3 separate regions of the Homo sapiens genome follow, and regions 2 and 3 are each linked to region 1. A link is a loop called in an ENCODE intact Hi-C map of the cell type or tissue named here. Cell type or tissue: Caco-2. All regions are shown on one strand.

The links. A loop is a pair of places that touch in the nucleus more often than their neighbours do. Peaks named below come from ENCODE experiments on the same cell type or tissue, not always from the same donor. Only the 100,000 strongest peaks of a DNase experiment are listed, where the experiment ranks them.
Region 2: it touches region 1 in a loop (4-fold over the local background); 3 of 110 quality-filtered maps call a loop at or near these places.
Region 3: it touches region 1 in a loop (4-fold over the local background); 3 of 110 quality-filtered maps call a loop at or near these places.

The regions. Positions count from the first base shown.
Region 1 is chr6:105,891,432-105,899,431 of GRCh38, reverse strand. It overlaps LOC105377923 (a long non-coding RNA gene), which reads left to right and starts at 6,335. Exons shown (of 3, transcript XR_001744275.2): 1 at 6,335-6,406. In Caco-2, no CTCF peak of the experiment used is centred here; DNase peaks (open chromatin) are centred at 2,661 and 3,081.
Region 2 is chr6:105,810,834-105,818,833 of GRCh38, reverse strand. No RefSeq gene overlaps it. Among named protein-coding and RNA genes, the nearest start is that of LINC02836, 180 kb to the right of the region's middle. In Caco-2, no CTCF peak of the experiment used is centred here; no DNase peak of the experiment used is centred here.
Region 3 is chr6:105,729,045-105,737,044 of GRCh38, reverse strand. No RefSeq gene overlaps it. Among named protein-coding and RNA genes, the nearest start is that of LINC02836, 100 kb to the right of the region's middle. In Caco-2, a CTCF peak has its summit at 3,294 (motif pointing left); no DNase peak of the experiment used is centred here.

The sequences.
Region 1 (8,000 bases):
GAGGAGACTCGCTGGAACCTGGGAGGTGGAGTTTGCAGTGAGCCGAGACTGCACCACTGCACTCTAGCCTAGGTGACAGAGTGAGACTGTCTCCAAAAAAAAAAAAAAAAAAAGGTAAAAGAAAGAACTCTCTCTTATTTCAGTCTATACTTTCAGTTGCGAGTAATAAATGCTCAGCTCAGATTCTGGGGTATTCTAACTTCAAGATCTGCTGGATCCAGATAATATTGTCAGGAATATGTCTCTTCATCTCTTGGCTGGGTTTTCTTCAGTGTTCGTGTCATTCTCTGGTACATTTTTCCCACTAGTGGCAATGGCCATCGGAAGCCCCAGACTTACATCTTATTGGTTTGGCAAGCTCAGAGGAAAGGGATGGTTCCCGTCCCAACAGTTTGAACAGTCTTCTAGGGCTTACTTTCATTAGATCAACCTGGATCACACACCAGCTCTGAAGCAATCATTATGGGCTGGGTGTGACACACACTTATTGCACAGATCTAAGTTTTGGGTCCTCTCCTGTGCCCAAGGTGTGAAGTTGGCCTTACTTGAATCACAAGGACTAAGAGCTGGAGAATAGCAGTTCATCAAGGGAAAAGGAGGAGCTATTTTCAGAAGAAGAGTGGATGCTCAGTGGTCACATCCATCACAATGCCCATGATGTCCTTTTCTTGCAGAGATATTTTAATTTGGACTGTCCTAAGCTATCAGAGTGTTCTAGTCATCTTCACCCTCAATACAGAAGGGGTTGGATTTCCGGGTTTCTGATTTCTTGTTTCCCAGAGTTCCTTTAATTCCAAGTTTTCCCACATCCTGCTTAGCAGTCGGCCAGGGTTCAGGAAGAGGCGTCCATCCTCCCTCAGTACATTGGGAGCCTGCTTCTCTTATGTTTGTATGACTAAGAGGGGTGACTCAAATGTTTAGTGCGGTGGTTCTCAAGGTTGTGGTCCCCAGATCAGCAGCATCAGCATCACCTGGAGACTTATTAGAAATGCAAATTCTATGGCCTCATCCCAGACCTACTGATTCAGAAACTCTGGGGGTCAGGTTCAGACATCTGTGCTTTCACAAGGTCTCCAGATGACTCTGATAACATACGTGAGATTTGAAACCACTGATTTAGGGAATAGTCCAAGACAATCTACTCTAGGAAGACTGAGACCACCTCAACTTTTCTGTTTTATAGTCTGCCTTCCTAAGCTCCTGACACCAAGGGAAAGATTCATTAATTGTTGAATGTTGCTTGCTGGAAGCAAAGAGATTACTTTGTGCTTGGTGTAAGAGACTCTCAGTGAGCTGCAGTTGAGAATCTCTCAGAAAATTCTTTTTGGCCACACCTCAGGAAATGAATGTTCCTGGAGATGCTGCAGCTGCCAGGCTCATCCTAGATGAAGGAATTTTGGAATCTTTCTAATTCTCTGAGGTGATGTTGTTTGACATAGACCTGGTGAAGTTCTGCTGTCAATTAGTGTGCCTGCAATTCATGTATTCATGTATTCATTCTACATATATCAAGCCCAATACTGGGCTGGGTACTGGAGATACAATTGCCCACAAAACAGACATGCTTTCTGCCCTCATGGAGCTCAAGGTCTAGTGGAAGATAAAGCTGTGTAAACAGGCATTAACAGTAGAGTGTGATTTGATGGGGAGAAATACAGGGTCGTTGGGGAGATCATGGTGGAAAGGAGGGGGGCCCTAATCTACACTGGAAAGTTATGTCTATACTGGGACCTAAAGGATAAATAGTCATTGTTTGGCAAATAAAAGGAGAAGAGGCTGTCAGGCAGCATTTGCAAAATGCTGTAATTGTGGGAGAACTTGGTGTGTTCAAGGAAATAAAAAACAAAATAAAAACAAACAAAAAAACCAACTCAGTGTAACTGGACTGTAGAGTTTAAAGGAAGGTAGAGGTGAGGGATAAAAAGGTAGATGCAGCAAACTATGCAAATCTTATTAATAAATCTGGACCTTATACTAAGAGCAATAGAATCCATTAAAGAGATTTAGATAGAAGTGAGATGATTGAATTAATTTTAGAATGAGAGCTTGAGAATGAATTGGGGATGAAGTAGGGCTGAGTCAAGACCACAGACAGGCAGACCAGTTGGAGGCTGTTGTGATAATAAGAGGAAGACAAATCAGAAGTTTATTGTGGTCATGAAAAATAGTGGCTCCTTGGCCTAGGATAATGGAAGTGGGGTTGGAAAGCAGTGGATGGATTTTGGACGCTGATGTGTGGTTGAAGGATGGGCCAAGGGAAGGAGAGGACTCCTAGGTGGCCAACTTGGGTAACTTGTGAATGGAGGTGCCATTCACTGATAGCAAACACTAGAAGAGGCAAGAGTCTCTGGAAGAAAGTCATGAGTTCGACTTTAGACAAGTTGAGACTGTAAAATGCCCAAGAGGAGGTACCAAGGATGTAGTTACAATCCAGGCCCGAGCCTAGACAAGAGATCTGAGTAAGAGTAAATATTTGACAGTCATCAATACACAAATGACAGTGAAACCGAGGGAGTGCATGAGATCACTTAGGGAGAGTGTTTGAATAGGAAGAGGGGAGGGCTTGGAGCCCAGGGGAGCCCCAGTATTAAGAAACAGGCAGAGGAAGATAAACCTGTGAAAGCAACTGAAGGATGGCCAAGAGAGATAGGAGAAAATCAGAGCGTGGAAGGTGCTGGGTGTTGTGGAGGTCAAGGAAAGCAAGTTTCAAAGTTTTCTGTGCTAATAATCTCAATTCTGCACCTGACAGATCAGGCCAGACCATCTCCGGGGAAGCCATGCGGTTGCTACCCTTCATCTGCCAGCACCCTCTCACTATTCCAAACGGGCTCATCCTTAAAGACACTTTTCAGGAAACACTGCTTTCCTGTAATTACTTTCTTAGGCAGATAAAACGGCACTTGCTGAATCATAATTTACTTAAGGAGATCCCATCCCACACTTTCTTTCAACTTGCTGTGTCTTTTTAAGCGAAACCAATGGGATTCCTTGCATACTTCCCTCTTCTTTTTATCTTATCTCATTCCACTTGCAGGTTGCTGTATTCACCGAGCCTCTGACCTCCAGCATACTTTCAGACAGATGGTCACAGACAGATGTGTACTTTGCAATTGCAGGTTATCCAAATATTGTGGTGGCAGCAGCACCTCTTTTTGTACCCAACAGTATCAGTGCTCTGCAACCAGCTCGCGTCTTCAGCCGCTGTTGACGTCCCTGACTGAATTACTGTCTTTCTTCTTTTTTTCTTCCCCTCTCTCCAGCTGGACACTCTGGGGAGGTGTTTTGGCCAGAATTAGATATGCACAGCTGATACCTCCAGCTGCACGTTCTTTGGTTCTTTCTGGCTCTGCAAAAGCTCTTGGTGTTCTGACAATTCATTCAAGTGGAGAGCAGTATGAATGGTGGCCCACCCAGATAGTCTTTAAAAGCATTCAAAATGGTTCTATGATTTCTGTGGCCAATCCTGTCAGTTGAAGGTAGGAGTAGGAGAAATAGTTCAAAATAGACTGAGAGCCAAAATGAATATAGGTAATCTTGGCAATTCATATTTTGTTTCTTAATTATAAAATTATCAATAAAATTGCTATTGCATGGTAGACCTAATTATGCAGCTCCCTACAAGAAAAAGATGCGGTAGGCCAGACTTGGTGGCTCACACCTGTAATCCCAACACTGTGGGAGGCCAAGGTGGGTGGATCACTTGAGGTCAGGAGTTTGAGACCAGCCTGACCAACATGGTGAAACCCCATCTCTACCAAAAATACAAAAATTAGCCAGGCATGATAATGCACACCTGTAATCCCAGCTACTCAGGAGGCAGAGGCAGGAGAATCACTTGAACCCGGGAGGCGGAGGTTGTAGTGAGCCAAGATAGCACCACTGCACTCCAGTCTGGGCAACGGAGTAAGACTCTGTCTCAAAAAAAAAAAAAAAAAAAAAAAGAAAAGAAAGAAAGAAAACAATGCCATATATTTTCAAAAATTTTCATCCTGAATATAATATGCCATGAAGGCTAAAGATCTAGCAAAGAGTCTAAGATGGCAAAAATATGGGAATTTATTCATGGCTTTAGGTATCAACTCTAGGCTGATGTGTTTCCCAAATCCATTTCTCTAGGCCTATCTTCCCTTGTAAACCTTAATCCAATGTCTCCAATTATCCATCAACTTTTTTTATAAGCTAAAAATCTTGATAACATTATCTCAAAGTCCATAGATTTCTCCTGAGCTTGTTTTCCTTGTCTCCAAACATACTTCCTCCCCCATCTTTTTCTGTTTCCATGAACTTGCTGACCTCTCACTCAGGCTTCTGAGTCTTCTTTGACTTTTTCTTTACTCTTGATACCCAGCCTGCTGCCCGAGTCTTCATGGTCACACCACCAATCATCTTTGCTTCTTTTTCACTCCCATTCTGGTCAGACCAGCCCCGATCCATGTACTTTCATTGTGGTGGGATTGCAAACATTTCCTAAGTGCTAAGTGTCATTTATTCCTTCTATTTGTTCTCCCTTGAATCCATTACACAAAGAGATGTCAAGTTAATCTTCTAAAACACTGATTTTATCATCATGCTTCTCTATTTTAAAATATTCCATAGCTGCTTCTTATCTTCAAGATGAGTCTAATACCTCTCCCAAAAGACATTGATGTCCTTGTGCAATCATTTCAGCTGCTCTCTGGTCTGAGGTCACTCTTCTGGGATAAGATTACTCACTTTTATTCTTCCACCCTGTTCCAGCTTGTCGAAATAATTTTGAGTCTTTCTGCCATTGAATATGTTTGTTATCCAGCTCAGTTTTGTGTCAGTTACATATATATGTTCTTTGTGTGTGTTTGGTTGTTAAGTTGCATAAAATATGACAGAATAAGAACATAAGGATATGCTATTGTGATTTCTGCAGGACTGAATTTTTTTGAACTGGGGGCTGAAGTTGCTATTGGTCTCAGAAAATGATCCTTTGCCTCCTGCTATATCCTTACCTAAACATTTCATAGCTCCTTGAGTCATTCCTTTATTCATTCAAGTACCAATTGAGCTCTCTCTTCTCCAGACGCAATTCCTTTTTCTCTCTCAGTAGGTGTAGCTGCTTGGAACTCACTCTTCTCATAAAGTATTGAGGCTGGCTTTTATTTGTTTATATTTGAGAGATTTGCTGTAGGTAGAAGCTGTTAATGGAGAAAAGTTGGACATTTGCTTTGACATCTACAAAATAACTCCCATTTTTCTATATTGTTCTGGTTATTACTGCTACCTAACAAAAACCACTCTAAACACAGTTATGTAGAGCAATAACTATGTTAGTATCCGTTTGGGTTAAGAATTCCGAAAGGGCACAGTGGGAATGACTTGTTTGAGCCTCCCCTCCATCACAGCTGAGGCCTCAGCTGAGAAGACTCAAGGCTGAGGTTGACTCAACAGCTGGGTCTAGAATCATCTGAGACCTTGTTCACGTACATACGGCACCTGGGCAAGAAGGACTTGAAGAGGAGGACTGCCACCTGGAACATTTTCACGTGGTCTCTCCACGTGGCTTGGCTCCCTCCCAGCAAGGCAACCTCAGGAGAGTAAGACCTATCTGCCAGGGCTCAGGGCTCCTACCACGACTATTCCTGGGAAGAAGACAGAACTTCACTGTCATTCATGAGCAAGCCATGGAAGTCACATACAGCTCTTCCAATGCATTTCATGAGATGCATGGGAGACACAAGCTGCCTGGATTTAAAAAGGAGGGCTGTAGACCTCACTTCTCACTAGGAAGAATGCTGAAGAATTGGAAGATGTGTCTTCAAATCACCACATAAAAGAATTGAGAAGTTGGCTGTAGCTACTACTTCTAGAAACTTGACCTAGTGGCCTGGCGTTTTGGGAACTTTGCTAGCTTATTCAGCACAGGTAACTCAGGGTAAAAATAACCTGAAGAAGAAATGTAATAATCACTCACTTATCTTCACCCCAATTCAGCCAGGGCTAGATAATTTTTAGTTTTGAGCCTTTTTTAAAAAAAAAAATAAAAAGAAACCTGGTAATAACACATCTTTGTCTTTTTCTCTTCTTTAATAGGCTAGAGTTGATATTTAAGACTTTAGAAAGGTGCTTCTGGGAATTTCAACATTTGGCAGCTGGTAATAAGTAGGAAATGTCATTACATAAACGCCAGTTTGAGTTTAGAGGCAGGTGGTATTTTGGAGAAGTCAGTATCAATGTGAGGCTGTAGCCACACTGACCGCCTCCAGCCCATCTGCAGAGACATTTCTGTCTCTGGCAAGTAAAGCCCCCTCCCTCTGTCTGCTTTGACTGCCTCTCTGAGTTCCCCTTTTTTCTGACCTTGAGTTTCAACTTGATGAGTCATCAAAAGGACTGGGCCACTGGATTCTACCTGGCAAGAACTTCAGTGGCTGTGCCTGTGGTGAGGGACTGTTTTCTGCTCTTATCACATCTGTGTTGACATTCGTGGAACAAATACTCATTGAGAGCCTTTTATGTCCCAAGCACTGTGCTGGGGAATGCAGTTAGAAAATAATGAGTCCAACCAGACCTGGTTCCTGCCTTCATGGAACTTACATGTAGGAAAGACGGAAGCTGCAACTTATCCAGCTCTGCAGGAGTGGTGTGAGGTGCTTTGAAATCTTGTGCTAAGTGGGGTTGACACTGGGAGGCTGGGGGAGGATCCCTGAAGAAGCAATTGTTGAGCTGAGGCATGAGTAGGTGTTAATCAGGAAAGGAGGGAGAGTGATCCAGGCAGAGAGAACAGCTTGTGAAAGGAGAGGACAGGATGGGTTGAAAGGACTTAGAATGAGAAAAAGCTGGTGTGAGTGGAAGAGACAAAGCAAGGAGGACTGGGGTAGATGGTGTGGCTGGTGGGAAGGGTGAGAACTGGACTGCACCAAGCCTGGAGACCATGATGTGTCAGTCAGAGCTCTCCAGGGAAATGGAACCAGTAGGATATATATGTGTATGTGTGTGTAATATTATTAATAATACTTAATACAAATATATATAGTATATAAACAATTTATATATAAATACAGAACCAATAAGCTCTATAATATGTATTATATATCATATAAATATGTAATTAAGAGAACTGGCAAGTGTGAAGTCTGTAGGACAGGCTGGCAGGCAAGCAGGCTAGAAACTCGGGCAGGAGCTGGTGCTGCAATCTTGACGTGTAATTTCTTCTTTTTTGATGAAGAATTTCTTCTTCTCTGGGAATCTTAGTTGTTGCTCTTAAGGCCTTTCATTGATTGGATGAAGCCCACCACATTATCAAGGTGGATAACTTATTACTTGAAGTTACTCTAGTTATTTAAAGTCAACTGACTGCAGATGTTAAGCACATCTGTAAAACACCTTCACAGCCACACGTAGGTTAGTGTTCAATTACATAACTGGGTGCTGTAGCCTAGCCAAGTTGACACATGAATGAACCATAACATAGAGTAAGGAGTTTTGTCTTGATTCTAGAAGTCATGGAAAGCTCTTGGGTTTTATAAAGAGGTGACATGATTAGATTTGTATTTTCCAAATGCACTTAATGCTGTCAGAAGAAGGTTGGTGTCTATAACCATCACCATGGGCCCTTGTGATGGTCATAAGGCACATTAGAACACTCATGAATTTTTCCAAGAGGACTGCTCTGTCCTACATGGTGCCCTGACACTGGATTGGTCAGACGTACCTCCTGGGTATGCATCTACTGTCTTGAAATTACCTCCTGGGCAGCATTTATGCTGTGTTTTATTTTGTGTTGATCTCTCTCTCTCTCTCTCTCTCTCTCTCTCTCTCTCTCTCTCTCCTCTCTCTCTTTCTCTCTCCCTCCCTCTCCAAGCAGACTGAAAGTTCTTTGGAGGCAGGAGCCACGTCTTGTTCTCCAGTGCATCCCTAGTGTCTAGGTCACTGCCTTACACATGGTATGTACCCAATAAGCATTTGTGGATGTGGGCTTAACGTTCCACCCAAAGTGCCTTGTGAAGAATTAAGAAACATCAGTCTTATCAGTA
Region 2 (8,000 bases), 81 kb after region 1:
TCGCTGAGTTTCTAAGTGTTTTGAGAAATACAGCATAGTAATTATAGTGTGTGAAAAAAAGGAAGAAACCCAGGTGATCTTCTGTTTGGTACAAACAGCAGATGAGTAATATGTACAGCACTTTTTGGCAGGGGCAGGCTACCCACTATGGAAGCTGCAGCAACCCAGCTGGGAGAATGAGGGATGGGGGAAGGCCTAGAGGTGAGCTCAGGTAAAAGCAGCCATTTGTGGGTGAAATAAAATTTAGTCTAGTAGTATCTTAGTTTGGAAGTCAAAAGATCTGAAAGAACATGAGGTACGAGGATGACAGTGTGATTGTGTGTACAAAGCATTGGCTAAAGAATGCTTTGAAGAAGAGCCCTGGCTCCAGTCTGCTTTGGTAATGTACTCAACAACTCTGGGCTTCAATTCCTTCAACCCATCAAAATGGGGTTAGTCTAGATCAAGGGTCAGTGAATTTTTTCTATACATGGCCAGACAGAAAATATTTTAGGATTTGTGGGCCATACCCTCTCTGATGCAGCAACTGAACTCTGCCATTGTAGTATCAAAATAGCCAAAGATACTATGTAAATGAATGGGCTTAGCTATGTCCCAATAAAACTTCATTTACAGAAACAGGTGGTGGACAGAACTTGGCCCAGCATCTTAAATCAGCAGTCCCCAACCTTTTTGGCACCAGGGACGGGTTTCCTGGAAGAAGAGTTTTTCCACAGGGGAGGTTGAGGGGGGTGATTTAGGGAATGAAACCGTTCCACCTCAGATCATCAGGCGTTAGTTAGATTCTCATAAGGAGTGTGCAATGTGGATCCCTCATATGCGTAGTTCACAATAGGGTTTGCGCTCCTATGAGAATCTAATGCCGCTGCTGATCTGATAGGAGGCAGAGCCCAGGCAGTACTGCTTCCTCACCCGCCGCCCACCCGTGTGGCCCAGTTTCTAAGAGGCCATGGACCAGTACTCCTATAAGTAACAACAACAACAAAATTTAGCATGTATGCTTAATGGATGTATACTAATTTATAAATATGCATCTGTAAAGATCTAATATATTATGTACAGTACAAAACACACCCCTGAAACAGAAGTTTAAAAGAAATATGTTAAAATAAAGAAACAAGTGATCCAATATTTTCCCTAAATTCTACTGGATCTTCTTATGTGGAGGCCACTCATCTTGATAGTTTCAAGGGCTGTTTGACGTTTTAATGTCCTATTGTTATATGTGTGGCAAACCACCCACACTGTACATCTGCCAGGTGATTTTTGGCTGAATCAACTAGAGCGTTAACTCCGGGTAATCTGTACTAACAGGGGGAAGAAGAGAGGCAGGCAACTAAAAATACAAGAGCCAGCTTAATGTGATTTTGGAGCAAGTCCCAGTGCTCAGCGGCTGGGAGCCCCTCTGGGCGTGGGTACTCGCCACGGCCGTGGCTGCAGTGGGCTGGGAAATAGAGAGGGTAGTTTGAGTGGCTGTGGATACGTGAGTATTTACATGAAGAAAATTGGTCATGAACTTTTAGTTGTGAAAGGAGCCTTCAAAATCTGTTAGTTCACCCGCTTCGTGTTTCAGATGAAATCTTTGTATCTAGAAAAACTTCTGTGATAGCTAGTGAGAGGCAAAGCTGGTCTCACAACTCAGGACTTGAAACATTCTCACCTAAGTCCTCAACAGGAAAAAATATTTTTCTTTGTATTTCTTTAGTGCTTTTCATTTTAGAACAAATCTGTTTTCAAAGCATTGTGAAATTTTGCTACAATAGCAAAAATTGTTCATCTCCATGTGTAAGTGAACATTTAAATGACTGTACAGTCCCATGCACATGAGCGTTCCTGGAAATGGGGAAGGAGTACATGTTTTGGGGCTTCTTTTCTGGTCTCTCACGTTACTTTAAACTTGGAGCATGTGGGCACCTGGGGCCTGAAGAAGATACATCACTATACTGGCAGAATGCTCTAAGAGTACGAACAGTCGTCAGCCTACTGTGAATGTAGTAGTGTTTGCAATGGAAAAGGAATGGATCCTGAATTCAATATTTTCCATATAATTTTATGCAAATGCTTTTATGAATTCCCCTCTTTGAAGGAAGAAGGAAGAGGGAGATACTGCCAGTGGGGAAAGTTTATTAGCAGTCTTCCAAAGCTACCCACCCAATTGGCGCTGGTTCATGATACATTAGAAAGAGGAATTTGGAGATTTATTCTATGGTGAAGGGATTTGAACTCAGAATAATCTGGGTCCCCAAGTGGATCTAGTGCCTGGTTCCTGTCCTCAGGGGATTCGAAGAGGATTTTGAGTATGGTCACTAAGGTGGACGCTGAAGGATGCTGCAGGGAGTTTGTGTGTTTTGAGTAGGAATAGACACAGTGCTGTGGTGTTTCAGTAGATCGTGGGCTCTGCCAAGGACTGCACAAGTGGGTCCTGGACTGGGAGAGGCCAGGATGGCTGTGTTGCACAAGGCGAGAGAGTGAGCAGTCTGACTCCCTGGTGAGTTACGTGCAGCTTGTGCAGGAAAATCTGGTGTCCTGATTCTGCTGGTGTTTCTGCACAAATTCATTTGCCAGTCTCTTCCTTTTTGGATATGCTTCTGGGCATTACCCTTTCAGAAAGGTTTTAGGATGGAAGTCCCCAAGGGTCTGTTCCCTTCCTCTAAGTTAATATTTCCATGGTAAGAAGTACAAAAATTTTCTGTGTAGGTGGATACCAGAAGGGTTTGTCTTTTTTCTCTCTGCCCTCCCCTCACTCCCTGAAAATGATGACAAACATGCTCTCTCTGCAAGATTTTCTGGCACCAAAACACTTGCCCATGCCATCTGATCCTGCTGTCTTGTTGGTTCTGTGTTTGCAAATCTAGCAAGCTAAACCCACTGAATTGCTGATCTAGAGAAGTTTTTAAAGTGCCCATCTTTCATTCCCTTTCTGTTACTTCTTATAGAGATTTATTTCACTCATTATTCTTTCCTGTACCTTGGTGGCTAGTTTTGCTTTGAGTGCAAATTAGAGAGTATTTTCCCCCTCTGGCTTCCATTTTTAATCACTCAATGAGAGCATATGTCAGAAATATTCCGTTTTTAAACTTCACCAAAGAAGCAGTGATTTTGGATGCATGTAAAAGAGGAGAAAAAAGTAAGAATAATCAGAAGATTCTTTACAATGTGAGAATTTGATTAGATATAGTTTTGTCCTCACTTTCCCTTTGAAAGGCTAAAACTTTGCTGCAATTTTAAGATTATTTACCCCTTTTCATTTTTTTTCTTTAATGTCTAGGCTAAAATTTCCTCTTGCTCTCATATTTGAATATGGATTCCTACTTTAGGAAAATCACAGCTGACAAAATTGTCTCAAATGGCATGATAATCTGGTTCTCTGCAATTTTCCAAATGCAAAAGTTAGCAGGTGGAAATCATTGAAATGCACCCAGGAGAGCCCACTGCCCCTCTTGGAAGACTGTGGCTTTATGTGTTCAAGGCTGGTAAAAGGTTGGCCAGATTTGAACCTCAATGGTAAGTGTGAGAGGTAAACATCCTCCTGAAGCCAAACTGAAGAGTCATGCTAGGGAGGTGGGGAGGGGAGGGTTTTCTAGGAAGTGCTCCACACAGAGCTGATAGCATTTTCCAGGACAGAAAGTAAACAGGGGTTTTGTGTTGGTCTTTGAATACAGAACTGGTAAAAGCCACAAACAGAAAAACAAAAACTCTCCCAGATGAAGGTTCTAGTAAAAGACTTGTTATCTACCTCCATGCAAAAAAGAAAAAAACCCAAAAAACCCAATGAGAGTAAATAGCACCTTCAATGACTCTTCAAACGCTTCATTGCACACCTGAGTTGGTTGATTGAGTTTCCTTAGCAGGTCTGAGGGACATTGTTCCCATTCTCAGGGGATGACCTAAGACCCTCAAGGTAATTGAGCGAATTGTCTGCTCCTGAATGGAAGCCTTCCTGTCCATGAAAGTTGCCCAAAAGCTAATCACAGGTGATGTATGGGGACCGCATTCCTTCTAAATGCACCTTTCTTTTTAAGAGGGTGTTTGTACCTTTGGCTGGAAAAGAATGCTACCTCCTACCCCTACTTCCAGACTATTCTGTACAGCTCAAAGAAACTTCATCTCTTCAAGTCCTCACCACGCTGAAGGGGACTTGGCAGCTTTCTGTGCACAAGTGAATTTTTGTCATATTTATCCAAGTATGTCAGGTGTAACTTGTCATCTTCCAAAACAGAGATGTAACTTGGACATTTAATTCTTACATTTAACGTTGTGGAGGATTGAAGATATGGTTAAATGACCAGGGTCCTCATTCATCGTTTCTGTCTCAGGATGATCACTGGTCTAATGGGATTCCTTTCTTTTTGGAAGGGATCCACTTCTATTGTGACTCCCTGAGCAAGAGATGCATCATGTATCTTGTGTTTTTTCCAACGTCCTCACTGTTTCTGTCAGGAGAAGTCTCACACATCTTTCTAGGTCCGTTTAAATACTCCCTCCTCTACAGTAGGTTTGGAAGAACACTATCATCATATTTTTCTTAAGCGTCTTGTATCTCCTCTATTAGATGTCAGGAACCTGGAATGCCAGGACCAAGGCTTTTTATCGTTTTTGCACTTATCTCTCCTACCTACACCCCAGATAAGATATGATAATTAGTGCTTAGTTAAAGCTAATATTTGTAAAACACTTCACCTGTTACAAAGTGCTTTCACAGAGATTCTCCTACCTAGTAATATGAGTTGAATTGAAATTAACTGAAGTAACTGAATCACTCAATCCCATTAGGGAGTGGAGGCCTAGGCAGAGGAGGAGAAAAAGAAATGGGACTAGGGAAGGCAAGATAAATGCGATGAAAACACATACAATAGGGAGGGGCAGAGTGCCACCAACAGCTATTTCCAGGTTATACTGGCCCCACTAGATGGCTCGTTCCTGCTACTCCAGGTGGACTCGTTCTCAGCTTCATACCAAGAACTCCAGCCTTAAAGGCAGAGTTGGCTTCTGCAAAACTGGAGAGATGGACTGCAGAAAAAGAGAAGTTTTTTTTTTTTCCCTGATAAGAAGGATGCCACCAGGAAGAATGCACATCATGGCTACAATCTTGTGGTTTGTTGTGGTTGTTGTTTTTCTCCTTCTGCTGAGGGAGTAAGCAGGAATGGGGTTCAGCTAAGCCCCATGAAAGGCAAGAGATTTTCCTTTCTGCCAGGGAGGCCCAGGAGAGGCAGCAGAGCCGGGGAGGACTGGCAGGTCCAAGGTGTTCTTGAGGTCCAAAGGAATTGTGACGCTCTGGATGAGAGCGGAAGGAAATAGCAGTGACTGGAAAGAACTTTCTTAAATCAAAAAAAGAAAAACCAGACTTCAGTTCAGTAGTGGTTGGTCAGAGAGAGCAAGATGGTTTACTTGTGATTTTTTATAGATCTCCAAAAATTTACTCTGAATTATATCTCAAGCCCCTAAACTTTAGGAAGTATTTTTCTATTACTTTAATAGCCATGTTTTTAATATTAAACATGGACACATGTGTTTTATGTTTCTATAGGAAAAGGATAATTTAATAGGTCTTTTTCTATTCCTGCTTCTCCCTGTACCTACAGTTGAAGAGTTTGACTGTATGGTTGACTTATCACAAGCAGATACCAGGATGCCAAGTAGGGTTCTGAGGAAGAACCCATTAACTTTGATCTGACTGTCCTTGCCCAAAATAAGCTTGCTAACATAATACAAATGTCTTGGCTCCTCATACCCAACGCCACTTTTCGCACATGGGCTATGTTATTCATTTTAGTTCTGTAACATTTTTTAAAAATTTTTATTTATATTTTTATTTTGGGGGTCCATGTGCAGGATGTGCAGGTTTGTTACATAGGTCAATGTGCGCCATGGTGGTTTGCTGCACCCATCAACCCATCGCCTAGGTATTAAGCCCAACATGCATTAGCTATTTTTCCTGAAGCTCACCCTCCCTCAACCCCACACCCCATGTGTGTTGTTCCTCTCCCTGTGTCCATGTGTTCTCATTGTTCAGCTCCCACCTATAAGTGAGAACATGTGGTATTTGGTTTTCTGTTCCTGCATTAATTTACTAATGATAATGGCTTCCAGCTCCATCCGTGTCCCTACAAAGGACATGATCTAATTCCTTTTTATGGCTACATAGTATTCCAGGGTGTATATGTTAATATTAAAGGGCATACACGATGTCTGTTTAATTTCTCTACCATTCTGTTCCAGAACTTGGCAGGAGGAGGTATTACAGAGACTATTTGATGGTGGTCATGGAACTGTAAAGGGGACAGTACTGTCAAAATCCTAGCAATTTCTCTAAGGCAGCAGGCTGTTTCTAAGCCAGCTGGGCATGTACGTTCTCTCTCTCTCCCTCTTGAACATGCACGCATGCACGCACAACCCTCTCCCAACTCTAAGAATGGATATCATTCCTGAAATATTTAATAGGCAGGACAGGACAGCTCCAGACCTGCTGGAGACCACTTTCCCCTTTAGTTGCTAAGTTGTAGGGTAGGTCTTGGGGATGGAGTGAGAGGAGGTCTTGGGAGTGGGTGAGGTGGGGTATTTCAGAGTCACCAAGCAGTAGTAGCTGAACAACTGGGACAGCCAGTGCCCTCTGACCAAATGTCAACCCTGAGAGCATCTGTAGTGATGGGGGTGAAGCTTAGGGCCCCACAATTAATGTCCACTGCGTGCCCACTGGGCTGGGCACAGGGTGTGTAAAGATGAGAGACCCCATCTCAGCACTTTAGTCAATGGAGTTGATCATTTTTTTCTTTACATAGCAGACTCTACCTCATCCTTCAGTTCTGTCACTGCAGCCTGTTCATCTCCTGCACAACACCCACCGTAATGTGTGATTTAAGTGTATGCATTTGTGTGTGGATGCATGTGAACGTCGGCGCTTATTTTCAGACTCCCCAGTAGAAAAGAGCTTCATATATCCTCAGCTCCTATCAAGGGGCCTGACACTTGGTAGGCATGGAATTTTTATTGAACACATGAATCAGTGGTCACAAAGTGATTATCTGATTCAAGAAAACCACTAAAAGATTGTTAGCCAGCAATTCTGTGGAAGACATATCTGTGTATACCAGAAGTGTAACATAAAATGCTGGATTTTGGCCAGGCACGGTGGCTCACGCCTGTAATCCCAACACTTTGGGAGGCCAAGACAGGCGGATTGCTTGAGGCCAGGAGTTTGAGACCAGTCTGGCCAAATGGCAAAACCCCATCTTTACTAAAAATACAAAATTAGCCAGTCATGTTGGCACATGCTTGTAATCCTAGCTACTTTGGGGGCTGAAACATGAGAATCACTTGAACCTGGAGGGCGGAGGTTGCAGTGAGCTGAGATCACGCCGCTGCACTCCAGCCTGGGTGACAGAGTTATACCCCATCTCAAAAACAAACAAACAAACAAACAAAAAATAAAAAAAAATTAAAAAAAAGCTGGGTTTAAACCTGTCCTGGGTCACTGGAGGTATATTGGTTTCTGGTCCCATCACAGGTGACTTTTCTGATAGAGGAACTTGGACAGCGCTTGAGACTAGACAGAGTGTGTGAGCTCCTGTCAATGGCCAGATAAATGACACTATCAAACTGCTGACTAGCTAAAAGATTAAGCTACTCAAAGCCCCTGTGAATGGCCAGCTGAGTGAATGACCCAAACTTTTGTGAACCCATCAAAGTCACTAGAGGAAATGGCACCTTTAAGGCTCAGCAAAGATTCCCTTCTAAATCACCCTAAGTTATAGGGGGATTTTTTGTTATTGTTTTCCTCCATTTATTTGACTCATTTCACTTGACATTCCCCCTCCTCTTTACTAACTATGTAGGTCCTGAAGGTCTCAAAGGAAAACAAAGAAAGGAGAAGGCTAAAAAGACCAAAAAAAAAAAAAAAATGTGCCATCTGGGCAGTTGCATAGGCTCCACTGTCAGGTTTCTTGACTCTTGAAGAAAGTTGGAAGGATTTTGTTCAGCAGAGACTTGCAAGTGTCCTCACT
Region 3 (8,000 bases), 160 kb after region 1:
AATTGATATTCTGACTGGCATGAGATGGTATCTTGTTGTGGTTTTGATTTGCATTTCTCTAATGATCAGTGATGTTGAGTTTTTATTCATATGTTTTTCGGCTGCATGAATGTCTTCTTTTGTGAAGTGTCTGTTCATGTTCTTTTCCCACTTTTTAATGCGGTTGTTTTTTTCTTGCAAATTTGTTTAAGTTCCTAAATATTCAGGAATATTAGACCTTTGTCAGATGAATAGGTTGCAAAAATTTTCTCCTGCTCTGTAGGTTGCCTGTTTGCTTTGATGATAGTTTCTTTCACTGTGCAGAAGCTCTTTAGATTAATTAGATAGCATTTGTCAATTTTTCCTTTTGTTGCAATTGCTTTTGGTGATTTTGTCATGAAATCTTTGCCCATGCCTTTGTCCTGAATGGTATTGTCAGACTATGGTTTCTAACAAGTGAGATGATGGAACCATGAAGTTTTGGGTGGTAATTATATATTGATATAGGTTCATCAGTTGTAACAAATGTACCATTCTGTTGTTCCTGTGTCCACCTGCCATGTTCCCATATGGAGAGAAGTAGTGGTGGATATGGCTTCAGCTTCTAACTCAAGAGGTAGCCTCAGAGGTACGAAGTCTCCCAGTGGGTCAGTTCAGTATCACTCTGTGAGTGATTCTGGGAGGCTTGCTCCTTTAGCTCTCCCTAAGATTTTGTAAGCCCCTGTATTAAGTAATGTAGGTGCTTTTGGGGGTTCTTGATGAGACCACTCCCTTCCTCCCAAGACAACCTCCAACATTGCTATTCCCTAGGGCAGGTTATATTCCTTTGTCCGATTGCTTGCCATGCAGCCCAGCTCTTGCAACTGACGGGACACCCACAAAGACTTCTTCTATTCTTGAGACTCGGACTCTTCCAGTAAGAATTAAACACTAGTCTCCACGTTCCAGAAAACGCAGGCCAAATTTTCCCAAGAATTATGTAACCAACCAGGCTCTGCTCTGGACCTCTGTTTAGAGAGGGTTGTGGGAGAAGATGGGAGGTGTATGAGTGCGGTGCGATGTCAGTATTCTCTCCTGGCAAGACCCACACCGTCTACAAATGGTTTTTGTAAAGGCCCCCTTCATTTGTTTTGAATTAGGGGGAGCACCTCCCTCTCCTCTAACAGGGCTCTTCAAAGTAATACTCACTCTCTTCCTCGTCTGATCAGACTGAGGTAAGGGCCACCTCCTTGGTAAGCTTTGAAGAGATGGTTTAACATCTCTCTTTAGAACATGGGAGTAGTTATCACCTATGATTCTCAGCTTTGGGACCTCAGCTGAAAGGAAGGTAACAGGAGAGGTCTCATTTAGCATCCAGTTATACTACTGTGTCTGATTTTCCAGATGGGAAGCCAGTACCCTGCTTTGAGGATTGTTTGGGGCAGAGTAGCCTGGGTCATCAGCAAGATGAGAATTGTCTTCAGCGGTATTGAGTTAAAACTACCAATTCAGGACAGCTTGCTAACCCAGGTGACCATGTTTCTTCTCCATGCCCCTTCTCATTCCAAACTTTGCATTTTAAAAATTATTCGCTGGATTTTTTTCATGCTTATATGGTTTGTATCAAAAAGTTAATGGCAAAATCTGAGACTGAACCCAATGGGCAAAAGATCTTTAAAATTTACTAGTCATTCAAGAACTAATGTGACATCTGAAAGCAAACACACACACACACACACACACACACACACACACACACACACCGAAAAACAAAATCCAGGAAGGCTAGGCTTTTATAAAGGATAGAATAACAACTAGTCCATGTGTATGTGCCTCAGTTTCCTAAAGTAGAATGAGTGGATTAGGCCACCAAATTTCCTTTCAGTCCTAACGCTGCATGGCTCTCCATAAGCCAAAAGAAAGGCTAAACCTTAGTTAACTCTAAGGAAGCATTGTTCTCTTCCCTCAAGAGCTCAGATAAGCTAAAAATAAAACAATACCCAAATGACTTGAAAACTTACATTCATTCAAAAACCTGCACGTGGATGTTTATAGCAGCTTATTTATAATTGTCAAAACTTGAAAGCAATCAAGATGTCCCTCAGTAGGTGAATGGATAAACAAACTGTTTTATACCTAAGAAATGAAACATTATTCAACACTAAAAAGAAATGAGCTATCACGCCATGAAAAGACACGGAGGAAACAAATGCCTATTAATAAGTAAAAGCCAATCTGAAAAGGCTATGTACTGTATGATTTCAACTATATGACATTTTGGAAAAAGCAAAACTATGGAGACAGTGAAAAGATCAGTGATTGCCAGCAGTTACTGCAGAGGGAGGGGTCAATGGGGGGAATATAGAGGATTTTTAGGGCATGTATGGTACTGCAAAGGTGGATACACATTTGTCAAAACCCTTAGTTTCACCAAGAGTGAACCCGAATGTAAATGATGAACTTTGGGTGACACTGATGTGTCAATACAGGTTCATTAATAGTAACAAATATACCACTGCTGCAGGATGTCAGTAGTCGGGGAGGTTATGGGGGAAGGGGGCAGGGACAGAGGTATATGGAAACTCAGCGCATTCCACTCAATGTTGCTGTGAACCTAAAACTTCTCTAAAAGATAAAATGTATTGACTAAAAAATACTAAAATAATAGTTAAACCCACATTAGGCCAGGTTTCTTGAGAAATTACATAATAGGTCAAATACTTTGTTGTAGCCCCTGTTTAAGTCAAGGCACTTCTTGTATCACAAAAGGCAACATGGCCTGGCCATCTTTTGCCAAATATTTTCAGGAAAGAAGTCAAGGAAGCACCCAAACTGGCAGGTTAGAGATGAAGCATGAGCTGAAATCCAGAGATCTTATAGCAAGAAGTAGCAATCACCCTGTTCCATTTTCTGAGAAGTACAGTTTGAACTTTGAAAATGGCTGTCTCCAGAGTGGCAATTAGTTGAATGTTGGTCCTTGGCTCATAATGCTTATGATGAAAAAAATGATTGAATAGATAATAAATTTCTAAGGTATTTACTTTGCTTCCAGAATCATGTTGAAGCATCCCATTTTCTGTTAGCCATATCCACCCTTTAATTAGATGAATTCTCTTGGTGTGTGATTCAACGGACCTGGTAACTTGGAGTTTTAGTCTCTGTCGCATTTCTGCTGAATATTCCTAATGCACATTAAATTGAAGACAAATGATTTTTACACCTCCATTTTTATTCATTTAAATGAGAATTGTGAACATGAAGAACAGTGTTTTAAGAATAATTAATTCGAGTAATCAATATTCCAAGTGTTAAGTATATAGCCTCATGATGCCCTCTAGTGGTTAACCCACAAGAAAAGTGCCTCTGAAGTTCCACAGAAAACAGAAATTTTCCCTTTCTAGAGGTAAGTCTACCCATTCAAGTATGCTGTTATCTTTTATTTCTCTAACGAAAGCAATGGGGTTTTATGTTCAGTTGATGTTGCATTATTTTCTTAGTACTGCAAAGATAAAGACACATCAAGTTAGTAACAGTAATTGTGTCAAAAGCATTATAACCATTAAGTAAGGGCAATGGGTAGATATGGCCCCACTACAATTGGATTTATTGCCTCAGAGTACAGGAATACATCCCTTGGGGATAATGAGAAAATTCTCCTGGGATTGATTAATCTGTTATTGTTAATCCTTTTCCACCATTGAAATGGCTGTCTTGGAAGTGAGCTGTGATTCTTAGGCAGGTAGCGGCACTATTCAAGAAAGAAAAGAATAACTACTAGGCCCAACTAAAAATAAAACAAAAAAATGGACCTACTACTTGATACATGACTTATAAGAATTGTTTTCTGCATTCTTGAATTCTCAACAATAGCCGTTAAAGTGACGTCTATCTATCTGTCTTCACATATAAAAGATGTTTTATAAGATTTTGAATAAATGTTCAATAAAATTAGTGAAGGTCTTAAATTTGGGTTTTCTTCTAATTATCAGTTTCAAGAAATAAAAGATTTAAAAATGCTCATAAATTGTTGATTTGTACATTTTCCTTCATTCTATGGAAACCAATCTCATTTGAATACATTTAAAGATATCTCTTTAACGATTTCTTCTGGATAGCAAGTTGCAAGCTTCACACTCATATTCTTTACTGATAAATCTGTGTTTTTCTCCAAAGTATAAAGTTGCATGACAATAAATCCCTTCAAAAGAAAACATGCTTCGTAGCAGAGCTGTTTATATGACCTGACAGACACTGGTCTATGATAACAGTGCTTTTTGGAAAGTAGTTGAAGCATTTTCTCGATAATAAACTCAACAAATATTTTTATTAGTCTCCTTCCACGCGCCTGCTAGTCTGTATAATAAAGTTAACTAATTGTAGGCAGTTGGCATTGGGGAGAAAGACTGAAAAAGTGATTGCAACATAGAATTTAACAGACATTATGTCCTGCCATTAAGTAGTAACAATTTTTCAACTTTCTTTTTCTTTTTCCCCAACAAATATTCTAACCATCCCCACAAGGAAATTATAATTATTATAATAATAAATCTCCAAACAATTCACCAAGACAAGAATGCACATACCAAAAAGGATCTGGAGCTGGAATTAGAAAGAAACAAAATGGGGAGAGCTGTCTGAAGGTGAAACCTTCCTTTCCCATCAACTGTGTTTGTTTCCCTAATGTATAATTTATTCCTGTTGTTAGTTTTCTTCTCTCCCCAGGTCCTTGAGATTGTGAACATTGTTTCCAGGACTATATTTGTTTCCATAAAATTACCCTCTCATGAAATGATTTGTCAGATTCACAGGTTTGTTATACTTGAATTTTACCTGATGCTGTAAAGCCTGTTCTTTTTTCCCTTTCATCCCTGCTAATTCTAAAGCGAATGTATTCCATGATCTTTAACTCATTTTCTGAAGGCAATCTGAATCCACCCAACCCTCTGAGCATTGAATCTAGGAGTAAATGAGTCTCACATATACTAAATTCGAGTGATGTTAGGTTCACAGGATTCTCAGAGAAGCCTAGTTATCTTCAAGTGAGCCTAGGGACCAGGTCATTCTGAGCCTACTAAAGAGGACACGTGCTTCATTAGGTTAGGCCTGGTTCTGACCCTTACCTTCCCAGTGTCCTCGAATTGACCAGGAGCCAAGCTGGAGCTCCTGGAATCCTTCAACAGAGGAATGAATTAATCTGGCATCCAAACTGGAAATGGAAAATTTCTTCAAATTTTGTAACCATGGCCCCAGGGGGTGGGAGGGAGACTGCTGGGTGGAGTAGTGGGAGGCATTGTTTTCTTCTTTCTGAAAAGAGAATTTAAAATATATGCATAATATTTTGAGTTGTCTTTTCCAAATGAAAAAAATATTTTAAGGAAAATACACCCACATTGTAGTATAATTTGATCTGCCCCAAAGTGGGGCACACTGGGGACACTAATTGTGAAAATACAACTTATACACAGAAAGCAACTTTCTAATTATATTGACTTTTAAATGTCTGCAGTTTTAGTTACAAGAGAGTTACAGTAAATCACATTTTAAGGTATTTAAAGTGACTATAGGTTTTGCTTGTTAAGGACAGCCAACTGAAGATCAGAGGCAAGCATCAATATTAAAGTAAATAATGAAGCAATCATCTGACCTTAATATCCCCTATCGTGTCAAACTGATACTTATTTTCAGAAAAAGCTTTGCAAAACAGACGGTAGTGGGGAGAAAACAGTCTGCACGTATTTATCGAGGATCTGTTTTTCTGTGCGGAGGTTTTTTGAACATATGCCATTAACATTTCCTTATTTATTGTTCGCTCTTTTGAACATGTCATTGTACTTTTACTTGCCTTACTTTTTAAATAATCAAGTTGGATTTTTTTTCTGTATTTATGAAGCATTTATATTACTTTCTTGTCAAAATCTGGAATATACTCTTTTTTAAAAAGTTGATATAATAGTCATTTTCTTACTGATTTATAAAATGTATATAAATTAATATAATTAACCTCTATATTTTCCCCTAGTTTATTGTTTTCAAATTTTGTGTATGGTGTTTCTTTTAAGTACAGTGAAAAATGATTTTATAATATTTATCAGCCTTTTTATTTATATTTTTGTCTGGTGTTACACACTGAAAAGCTTTTCTCTCCTTAGACTATGTAGTCCCTTATTTTTTATTCTTGTAAAATTATGGGATTTAAACAATTTATATTTTAGAGACAGGGTCTCATTCTGTCACCCAGGCTGATGTACAGTGGTATGATCATAGCTCCCTGCAGCCTCAAACTCCTGGGCTGAAGCAGTTCCCGTCTCAGTTTCCCAAGTAGCTGTGACTACAAGCACATGCCACCATGCCCCATGCCTGGCTTTTTTTTTTTTTTTTTTAATTTCGTAGACACAGAGGCTCACTATGTTGCCCAGACTGGTCTCAAACTCCTGGTCTCAAGTGATCCTCCTGCCTCAGCCTCCCAAAGTGCTGGATTACAGGCATGAGCCACTGCATATAGCCCTCATTATGGTTTTATATTTTGCGTTTCAATATTTAATCCATCTGGGATTCATTTTGGTACCTTATATATTGTGTCAATTTGATTTTCTGTTTTCCCACAGATTTAGATGGTAGTTTTAACCAGTTGTTGAGTAATTCATTTTTCCTTTGATGATTTGAGATGCTAGCTTATCCTGTATTAATATTTTATATCTTTTTAAGGCTGTTTATGTAAAGTTATTAATGTCCTGGTATGAAATAAAACATTGAGCATTCTTTGATTTCCTCCTTTTCCTTGCTCAGTTGACTTACTACCCTTATTTTTATTATGCTCTAATAATTCTTTACATTATTTACACTCTCTTGACATTTGTATTAGGTTTTATAACTAGGTTTTGAGTTTGTTCTTTTTATTAATTTCTAAGTCAGCTGGTGTATATTTTCACTTCAAAATATCAGAAAAGATAAATGATTTCTGGTCTTTGTTTATCTTTGTATGTCCAAGAATAGGTCTTTCTGTTGTTTATATACATTAGAAATAATAGGAATGAGTAGAGAATTTGAGGACTTTTTGTTGCAGGGGATGACGGGAATGATACCTGGAAAATATCCCTTTTCTGGGAAACAAGATTTTGTTCATCTCCCTACATGTGGCTTGTAGGATTTTTCTTTCCCATTAAAATTCAAAGGTTGGCCAAGTTAAGTCATTTCATTAATTTTACCTCATACTTGATAAACTTTTGAAATCTAAAGATCTGAATCTCCCTTTGGTTGAGGTCAAAGGTTTTCTGTAGTTTATGTTAGCTTTTTGTACGTTTGCTTTATTTTCTTCTGGAATTTCTAATATACATATCATTTCCTGGAACTGCTTTTCATGTCCCTTTTCTTTCATCTTATTAATCTTTGCATAATTGAGTTATAGGATAACCTTTTTGAACGTATCTTCTAATTTTTTCATTTTTCCCCTGCTGTTTGCAGTTTGTTGTTACTTCTGGGTTCCAAGCAACTTAAAGCCAGACTGTGTTTCAGATCTTTGTATTTCCAGTTCTTAGTGCAGTGCTTGGCACAGAGAACATGATGAATAAAAGTTTATTGAATTATATTGCAATAAAGTTGCTCAAATATAAATGGTAAAAAATTTATTAGGGAATAATTTTCAGTGACAACAATATGTATATCTTGGTGTAAAATGATTGATATAAACTATATTAGCTGTGAAGTCTTTTCAGAAATTATGGTATTGTATGTAAGAATTTTAGCTTAGAGCCTCCAATATTATTCTATAACTTTAAAATCAAGCCCAGCCCAGCCCCAATCCCCAGGCACACTATTGTAGTAGGGTAAAAAGACATGTAATAAAGTATTAAAATAATGACTGACATTTGCTGGGGCTTACTAAGGGTAAGGACCTAGCCAAGGGCTCTGCATACATAATCTCATTTAATCTTCTCTACGAATTTGTTAGGCCTTATACTTACTGATGAAGAAACTGAAGTTTAGAGGGTAATTTGCAAAAGGTCATATAGCTAGTAAGTAGCTGAGCTGGGATTTGAGCCCAA